2 separate regions of the Homo sapiens genome follow, and region 1 is linked to region 2. The links are chromatin loops, found by intact Hi-C in ENCODE. Cell type or tissue: PC-3. All regions are shown on one strand. Links, peaks and the distances in the headings refer to the core of each region. The heading gives the core; the rest is flanking DNA. Region 1 has its middle 310 kb from the start of KCNH8. Region 2 has its middle 320 kb from the start of SATB1-AS1.

Region 1 (4,404 bases), core at 303-4,302, 75 kb before region 2:
GATGCAGAAAAAAAGTTAATTAACAAACTTCAACACCTATTCATGATAAAAAAAAAATGCTCAGCAAACAAAATAGAAGAGATCTTCCTCAAGGTACTTTATTTCTTGAATGGTCCTAGAGAGATGATAATGAAGATCCAGATCCACGAAGCATGACAAAATAAAAAAAAAAAAGGAGGCATGCAGGAATGGCAGGCATCGCTAAGCTGGCCTGCATCACTCCTTATTAGCATGTAGATATATATGCCATGGCCTTGTCCTAGGGCACATCCTCACTCTCACCACAGTGGGCCAATAGATTAATTCAAAATGTGAAAGGTTGAAACAATAACAAAAGTTACCCAATATCGTAATCAATTGCTTACCCTCATTTAGAAAATTCTCTATAGCTCCAGAACTCCATTTTCCCCTTCTTTTGAACACCAATAGCATTTTTATTTCTCTTTCTTAGGCCACTTTTCTTTTATTTATATCAATAGCTTTGTCCTTCTATTTAACTGTAAGCTCCTTGAGAACATAATTGCATATTCATCATCTTTGTTTTTCCCCAGAGCCTAGACGAGAGATGTTTTCTCCTAGGTGTTTCTTGATAACTACTTGTTGAATAAAATTGAATAAACCGGCATTAGACGGAACAGACCACAGACTAGAAATAAGAAGTCTGGAATTTTAAGCCTAACTCAGTCATTAACTGGTTATATGATCTTGTAGAAACTTCTGCTTCATTGGGTTTCAGTTTCCTTTTCTATTAAATTAAGTAATTGGAATTAATTGTGAGGTCTTAAGATCGCTTCCAGCTACAAGTCTGTGTTTTGTTATGAATTCTAAAAGATACACTTAAAAATGACTTCTCATTTAGGTACAGGAATGGTGTCATTGCTGTTTTTGCCAGATATTATCTTAGCCAAAAGGGTGGGGGGTGGGGATGAAGCCACCTAAAATAGGTTCTGATAGAAACTGTAGCAATGACTTACCCAGGTGTTTAAAGTAGGACACTTTATTGGGTGTCCCCCCAGCCCTGTGGTAAAGCTGACTATCAAAGGAACTAAAAAATTTGGAGAAGATAAGAATGCCACAGGTGTATCTCTGGTGAAACAATTCTGTGCTGTAGATCACTATGAAGTCCGGAGGGGAGGAAAGGGAGCTGCCAGATCAACATACCATTTTCAGAGACTGAGTTTACAGAGGAACAGTTGCCAGTGTGGTACTGGCCTAATGATTTTATCTCATTCTCTGTCTGACTTCCCTCCAGTGAATCTTGTAAAGGAACCAGCTACCTGATCCTTTAATCCAGCTAACATTTTATCAAAGAAGATTCAAATTAGTTTTGCTTATTCCAGATGCTTTATATGCAAATGAGCCTCAGAATTGGTGGCAACTAAAATGTGAAGCAGACGCCATGATCTGTCGGAGGAAATACTCCCACCTGAGCACCCTCCCTAAACAATGGGATCATTCTCTTCTCCTTGCTGCTCTTGGCTTCTTTTTCTCAGGGGAAGAATTCTAGAATGCTCAGATATCCCCTGACTCTTTGATCCAAAGGATGAACTCTTCAGATTCCTTTTAAGTGTAATTGGCTTCGACTTTCACTAAATGACACGTGGATCACTATCCCATCCTTCCATAAAAAGCATTACCTAGGCAGTATTAATCACAGTTTGCAAGTCAAATATTAAGATCATTCCTTGGAGTAATCCAGTGGTACAACTTTGCCATTTAATTTTCCCTTTGCAACTCTAACTAGACAAGGGAGACTGAAACATTGAGCTAGGAATTATTTATTTAAAGCCACAAACCAACACACACAGATTCTGGATAAAGATTGTTTACTCTCCCTTATAATAAAAGTGGCATCTTAACGCAGAGCTGTGGGGAGCCTCAACCTTGCCTGTAGGCCAGCTCTTGCATTCTCCCATGTAGCCTGGCATTTGCCCTCTAGCATTCCTATGTTGCTTGGCTCCAAATGGAAGTGCTCTTAATTTCAAATGATTTACTGGGGAGAAGCAAGAGGCCCGTCTGTTTGTATTTGGCTTCCCCGTGTCTCAGGGGTGATTTTGAGAAGATATCTTATGTTGTAAAGCAGGGATAGGAAATAGAGAAATGCCTACCTGCTGTTGGGATAGAGCTCACTGGTGTTTTATGCAGCTTCCTGGTACCATTTTCAGCCACAGTGAAAAGAAAGAGAGTCAAGTCAGAGGACAGCAGCTAAATAACTGACTGGCAGGGTAGATTTATGCAATTCTCATGGGGTTATTTGTTGAAGGACTGTCCTGCTGGATCGTTCAAAGAGCAGAAGGGTAGCCCTACTGACACCAATCTCAGTGACAGTGGTATTAACCATAGTCCTGCTCCCACAGCATTCAATTCTGTTACAAAACTCTCCAGATTATACAGAAATTACATTTTTTCTATATCTGTTTTCAGCATTTGCCTGTGAGTTACTCACAGGAGACGTACTATGTTTGTATTCTCTTGCTTCTGCACAGTACCAAGCAAATAATAGATACTCAAGAAAAATGTTAAATGAATACATATGTATGTGAATGAATTAAAACTCTTTTTCAGCTGAAGCAGGCGCATGCTTATAGAGAAACGTGCTGTATTTAAATAGTGGCATCTAATACAAATATATTACATAAACTTTTACTACCAGTTTTATTTACATAGACTATCAGACTAAAGAATTAGAGCAGCACTGTCCAATATAACTTTCTGCAATAATGAGAAAGTTCTATTTCTGTGCTGTCCATTAGAGTAGCCACTAGCCACTTACGACTACTAAATACTTGAAATATAGCTAATGTGACTGAAGAACTATATATTAATTTTTTTAATTTTAATAATTTAAATAGTAACATGTAGTTCATAACTACTGTATTGGACAGTATAGATCTAGAGACACTCCCAGGGGAAAAAAAGAAGAAAGAAAAGTGTACTCCTTGATGTTTTTCAAAGGGAAAAATACATGTGCATGTGCATATGTATAAGTATGTGTGGTATGTGTTATAAGTGGTTAATGCCAGATTCATCATCAACATGGCGAAATATGTTAGGAGCATGTCTTTGGAATAAGGCAGACCTCAATTCGAGTCTTTGGCTCTGCCACGTACAAGCTATGTGACCTTGAATAACTCATTGTTATTACTGGCATGCAAAATTGCCCTTCCTGCCAAGCATGTCAGAATAGAAACCTTAAATTTTTGGAGAAGATACGATAGGATGCCAACATCATTCTAAAAATGAGTTGTTGGTAGGTAGCTCCTTTCCCCCCCCACAAAAAATAATATAACATAGATACCAACGATACACTGCAATTCTTCTTAGCTTATGTAATCCTATGTCACTTTTCTTGACTGCCAAGCATCTAACTTAATGTGTCTGGAAAAAGTCATTTTGTCTTTTATGAGAGAATAGAGTCAAGATTTTTGGTGTATTATTGGCATTTATAACAGGAATGATATATTTCAAATATAAAAAGTCAAGAGAAAAGACAGACAGGAAGGGAAGAAGGAAAAAAAGACTCAAGATAAAAGAGCTCAGTTGAATGCTAGTTTTCCATTTGTTTTGTTTCAGTTAAGTATCATAAACATGACTATCACCCTTGTGGCTCAGAAGAGGTGTAGATGCAGGGAAAACAGTATCCTTGGATCTGAATTCTCACTTGGCAGGTTACTCTGAGCCTTTGGTCAAGTTATTTAATCTCTGTCAACATCAATCCCCAACAGTAAAATCGGGTTAATTTTACTGTATGGTTGTTAAGAAGCTATGGGAAGGACAGGGACTGACACATAGTAAGCATTTAAAATTGTTTATTTTCTTCTCTTTTTTCCATGACTACTATTAGCATTTTCCCCAGTTACAGCTTCCTCTGGATATTAGAGGAGTGGACCACATAGGAAAATAAGACTATTGTCTTATTTTCTTTATCTATATCTTGAGATAAATAAATCTAATGAATATATGAGCTGAACAATGGCCATTCTAAAGGAACTACCAGCTTTTACCATAAGCACAATGAATTAAACTTCTGTTCTACATTTTTTTCCACATGAGTGTGCACATGTTTCATTAATCCAGTGTTGGTAATAGGGTTTTATTTTCAAAAGGCATTAAACTATGATTTAGGCCTCACTGTCCTCAACTGTGGATAGCTTGGGCATGCATACTTTCTGCCCTGATCATTAAGACTTAGAAGTGAACCAACTGCAATTGAACTGAGCTAGTAAGGGACACAGCTACGGAGGAAACTCAGACTTTCAGAGTGCGGTCAACAACTTGGGAACCATGATTGATACTTCAGCTTCACACTCCAGGTCCCTTTATTGTGAAGAAAGAATAGGGCTGGGTACCCTTTTCTTGCTTGTGCCTTTGGGCACATTGTTAGGGATCAAAGAAACCTCCTCT
Region 2 (4,404 bases), core at 133-4,132:
TACCCAGTGTAAGGTATTTTGTTATAGCAGCCTGAACTGACTGAGACAGTGGGCCACCCTAATTTCCCATTCCTATCATAGTCTGTGGATATATAATGAAAAACTGTAGAGAAAGAGTTAAAAACAGATCAGGGGAATCTAGAAAGTAAATATTTGTCAGCAATCCCAGAGTTTAGGAAACATCACTGATCAGTAACTTTGTCATAGATTTAGTACCCTATGCCTCTTATTTGTTGTTTGTTTGGTTGTTTGTTTTACCAAAGGCTGTGTTTTGGAGACCACTGGCTGTATTTGCTATAACCAGATGCTTATGTTTTCCTAATCTAAGAACTGAGACTATTAAGGAGGATATAAAGGTGGCAAATCAGTGGTGGGGTTGGGAGCATTGAGTGTATTGTGCTTTGGGGAGCTTAATTTTGCAGGATGTCTCTGAAATTGATTTCAAAAAGTCCATGTTTTTCTCCCATTATTTGGGTTCATCAAAGGATTTCTCCTCTGTAAGCCCCTTATTAAAGTGTGTTAATAATTTGCTTAAAAGTCCAAGAAAATGACTGGCATAGAGTCAGTTGACTTATACCTTTTTTTCCTATCGCATCACTACTGGAACTCCTCTATGAAATCTATTGTTTACTTCCAATATTCACTTAAACCTTCAAGCACCAGCAAGTTGTTTGTTTTGCTACTGTTGTTTTAAATCTGTCCCATAGAAAATTTGTATAATATAATTGGGGGTGTCAGGCTTCTGGTCTAGAGTACCTCCCTATACTCTACTCACTGCAGTGGCTTTCGTGTGTGTTGGATGTAGCAGCTTTCCAAATTTTTGTTTTCTGAGAAAGTCAGACAATATTTTTAACCAAGTGTAGCAATACTGTGTGCAGCATAGGGAAAGAGAGCAGAATCAAAAATTAAATTTGGAAGTCTCCTTAAAACAAAAGTTCAGAAACCACTGACTTGGTAAGGGCGGTGATTTAATTCCCCTTCACTTTGAACCCTGCTTTTCTTGAATTCCTCGCTTCAGTGAAATTGGTTACTAACTGCCCAGTTATCCCAGATATAACCCAGAATCATTCTTAATGTTGCTTCTTCCTCAAACGTCACCAAGTCAGACAAATTATATTTTCTAAAGTGGTCTCATATTCATCCTCCTCACCTCTCTCCCTCTCTCTCTTTCTCCCCACATTCCCACCCCCAGTTGAGACCATTGCGCCTTTCATCTGTGTTATTGCATAGCCTCCCATATAGTCTCCCAGTCCCCATGTTCTCTAATCTGTTTCCCAAATGACCAAAGTGATTTTCCTATACAATATTTCTGATCAAGACATGAATGCTTAATTCCTATTATCATTCTTTTCTTTCCTTTTTTTTTTTTTTTTTTAATTGAGACAGAGTCTCCCTCTGTCACCCAGGCTGAAGTGCAGTGGTACAATCCCAGCTCACTGCAACCTCTGCCTACCAGATTCAGGCAATTCTCCTGCCTCAGCCTCCTGAGCAGCTGAAACTATAGGTGTGTGCCACCATACCCACCTAACTTTTGTATTTTTAGTGGAGACGGGGTTTTGTCATGTGGGCCAGGCTGGTCTCAAACCCCTGACCTCAGGTGATCCATCTGCCTTGGCCTCCCAAAGTGTTGGGATCACAGGTGTGAGCCACTGCTCCCGGCCCCATTATCATTCTTAAGATGAAGATTGAATTCTGTAGTTTAGCTTCTGATTACCTACTAGCCTCTCTTTATGGCCAATTTCTATTATAAGATTCAAAACTCTTTTGGCTCTCTGAGCCCACCATGCTCTTTTCAGACTTTTATTCACATTATTTTCTCTCCCTGAAGTACTTCTCACTCTCCCAGCTTAAGCACCTGTCACCTGGCCAATTCCTATTGAGTCACGGTGCAGGCTGCACATGACCCTGGAAGCTTCCCCTGATACCATTAGATGGGTTGGGTGACACTGCCATGTGCTTGCTTAGCAGCGTCCCCTACGGTGTTTCTTACCACATACAGTCTATCTGGCATGCGAACCCCACTAGACTGTAAGCTCCAGGAGAGCAGAGTCTGTGCTTGGCTTGCTTACAGTTTATCTACTCATCACCCAGCAAAGTATTTGGCACCTACTAAACATTCAATAAATATTTGTTGAATTGAATAAACATGGAAGGGTGGAGGACTATGTCAACTTACTTCATGTCCTGAGGACACACCCATAAACTAATTGTCAGCTCAACATAGTGACAGAGCACAAACTCTGTCAGGATGCCTGGACTTGAATCCTATTTGCACCACTTACTAGTATGTAACCTTGTGCAAGTCACTTAGCCCTCCGAAGCATCAGGTTTCTCATCTTAAAATGGGAATAATAAATCTTACTTAACAAACTTCTTATAGATTAAGCACCGATATAAATCAATCAGTATAGTATCTAGCAAAGTAGGTGCTATATAAGGAATATTCTTGTTATTATCAAAAATTGGTTAGCCAGTGGGATTGAATAGCACTCTTTATGGGTAGTACCAAAAGTATTAGAATTTAAAAGAAAGAAGAAAAAATACCCAGGAAGTTGGATGTAAGGGAAGGATAGAGGCGTAACAGTATCAGTACAGTTTTTAACATTATTCTAAGCTTTCACAAGCAACTAGGGTTTTATTTGAGTTTATTTCATGTTCACCTTCAGATTCAGATATGTGTAGGTATATCTAGAGGGCCTATGTATTTCAGTTTGGACCTTTTGGCAAGTGACAAAAGTACAACTCACAGGACTTAAGCACTAAAATGGATTTATTGACTTATAAAACTACATTAGTCAGGTAACATTGGCTTCAAGCAAAGCTTGAACCTTTGGTTCTAAAATGCCACAAAAAGCCCAGTTACATTTAGACGTAACTCTGAAAGTGACTTCCAGAAGCTCTCATGGATTTTTGTATCTGCTTTTCTATTCAGCAGGAAAGAGGAAGTCTTTATCTGAGCATTCAAGCCAAAGTTCTCACATGTACTCTGATGGCTCAAAGAAAGGACATGTGACTCAAACTCTCCAAATGAGAGCTGATACTGGGACGTTTTAGTGTCTTTTAATCAATCACTGTGATCAGGAACATAGTATATACTGATTTGCTTAAACAAATCTGGATTTACCAGTTGAACCAGAATTAAGGTCAACCTCATTAAACTACAGGGCTGAAAAGAAGGGAGGCAGGTTTTCCAAAAACCTTAGAAATGTTATTGCCATTAAAAAAGAGAATAGATATTTGCCAGAAAACAACGGTGCTTGAAGGACCAGGAAGCATCCTGAGAAAATACCTCATCTTCAAGGATGAGAGAATGCAGTCTCTAGTACTTCATCCAAAAACCACACCCACTGGAAGGTGAGGGTGAAGAGAAAGAGTAGTGTCACCTTGCAAGAATATTGTGTAATTAAAATATCCTTAAAGGATTTCCTAATGGTCATATGAAGAAGAAAACCAAGGAGCTGAAAAGTCATCCAAGTTGACCTAAAACGATAAATTTAGGACTCAAATCTAGAACTTCTGACTCCAAAATCACATGGTCTTGCAGAGTCACACAAATTGAGACCACAGTTGAAATAATCACACTTCACAACTGCCGGAAAACTTTTAAGACAATAGACCAAAAAGTAAAATGATAGGTTTATCTAAACTATGTATATTTAATAGGTAAAACTATATTTAGTGTCATCCAATCAATTGCATCCATGGAATCAAAGACAATAGTGAGATCTCGTGAATCATAAGACTCAAAGCTGTTTTTCCATTTAAATTCTTAACTCTTTTTTTTGGTAGCATATGAACTTCTTATATTTATTTTTAGGCACTCTGCACTGAGCTGCCTGCATCGTGTCAATGTTTGCTGTGCTAACTTTGCATCTAAAGGTTATTCAACACAGTGAGATATGAAAAAACACTCACATTTTTACCTCAAAGAAACTGTACTTGGATTCTGCTATATGTTCTAATGGTGTTAAATGTCAAAAAAATACTTGAAATATAAGTATTGGGAAATGCACTGCAACTGCTGCCCTAGATTGTTTGTGCAGCTAAAGGATATGAAGATGTCACTGCACTTCAGTTCAGGTTTGGCATTCTGGTGTCAGTCTGTCAGATTTCTAACAGGAATACAAATTGGGAGGTAGGAAAATAAGTCAGTGATTGTTTGTCAGTGCCTGCAATTCACCCAGTACTAGTCATAAACAAAAGAAGCACTAACAACTGAGAGAGCACATGAGTAATAAAATGGCTGTTGGTTGAGTATACCAAGCACCTTTATGTATTCCATCTCATTTAATGCTCATGTCAGCCCTGAAAAGTAGTGGTGGGAGGGCGGTGGATATTATCTCAGTTCTGCAAATGAGGAAACTGGCACTTAGGTCAAGTTATTGACCACAAGGTGACTTGCAC

Evidence for each region. Peaks named below come from ENCODE experiments on the same cell type or tissue, not always from the same donor. Only the 100,000 strongest peaks of a DNase experiment are listed, where the experiment ranks them.
Region 1: it touches region 2 in a loop (2.9-fold over the local background); 1 of 110 quality-filtered maps calls a loop at or near these places.

What each region holds. Positions count from the first base shown.
Region 1 is chr3:18,840,881-18,845,284 of GRCh38, reverse strand. No RefSeq gene overlaps it. Among named protein-coding and RNA genes, the nearest start is that of KCNH8, 310 kb to the left of the region's middle. In PC-3, for the core only: no CTCF peak of the experiment used is centred there; no DNase peak of the experiment used is centred there.
Region 2 is chr3:18,765,750-18,770,153 of GRCh38, reverse strand. No RefSeq gene overlaps it. Among named protein-coding and RNA genes, the nearest start is that of SATB1-AS1, 320 kb to the right of the region's middle. In PC-3, for the core only: CTCF peaks have their summits at 1,775 and 1,978; no DNase peak of the experiment used is centred there; H3K27ac peaks cover 803 bases.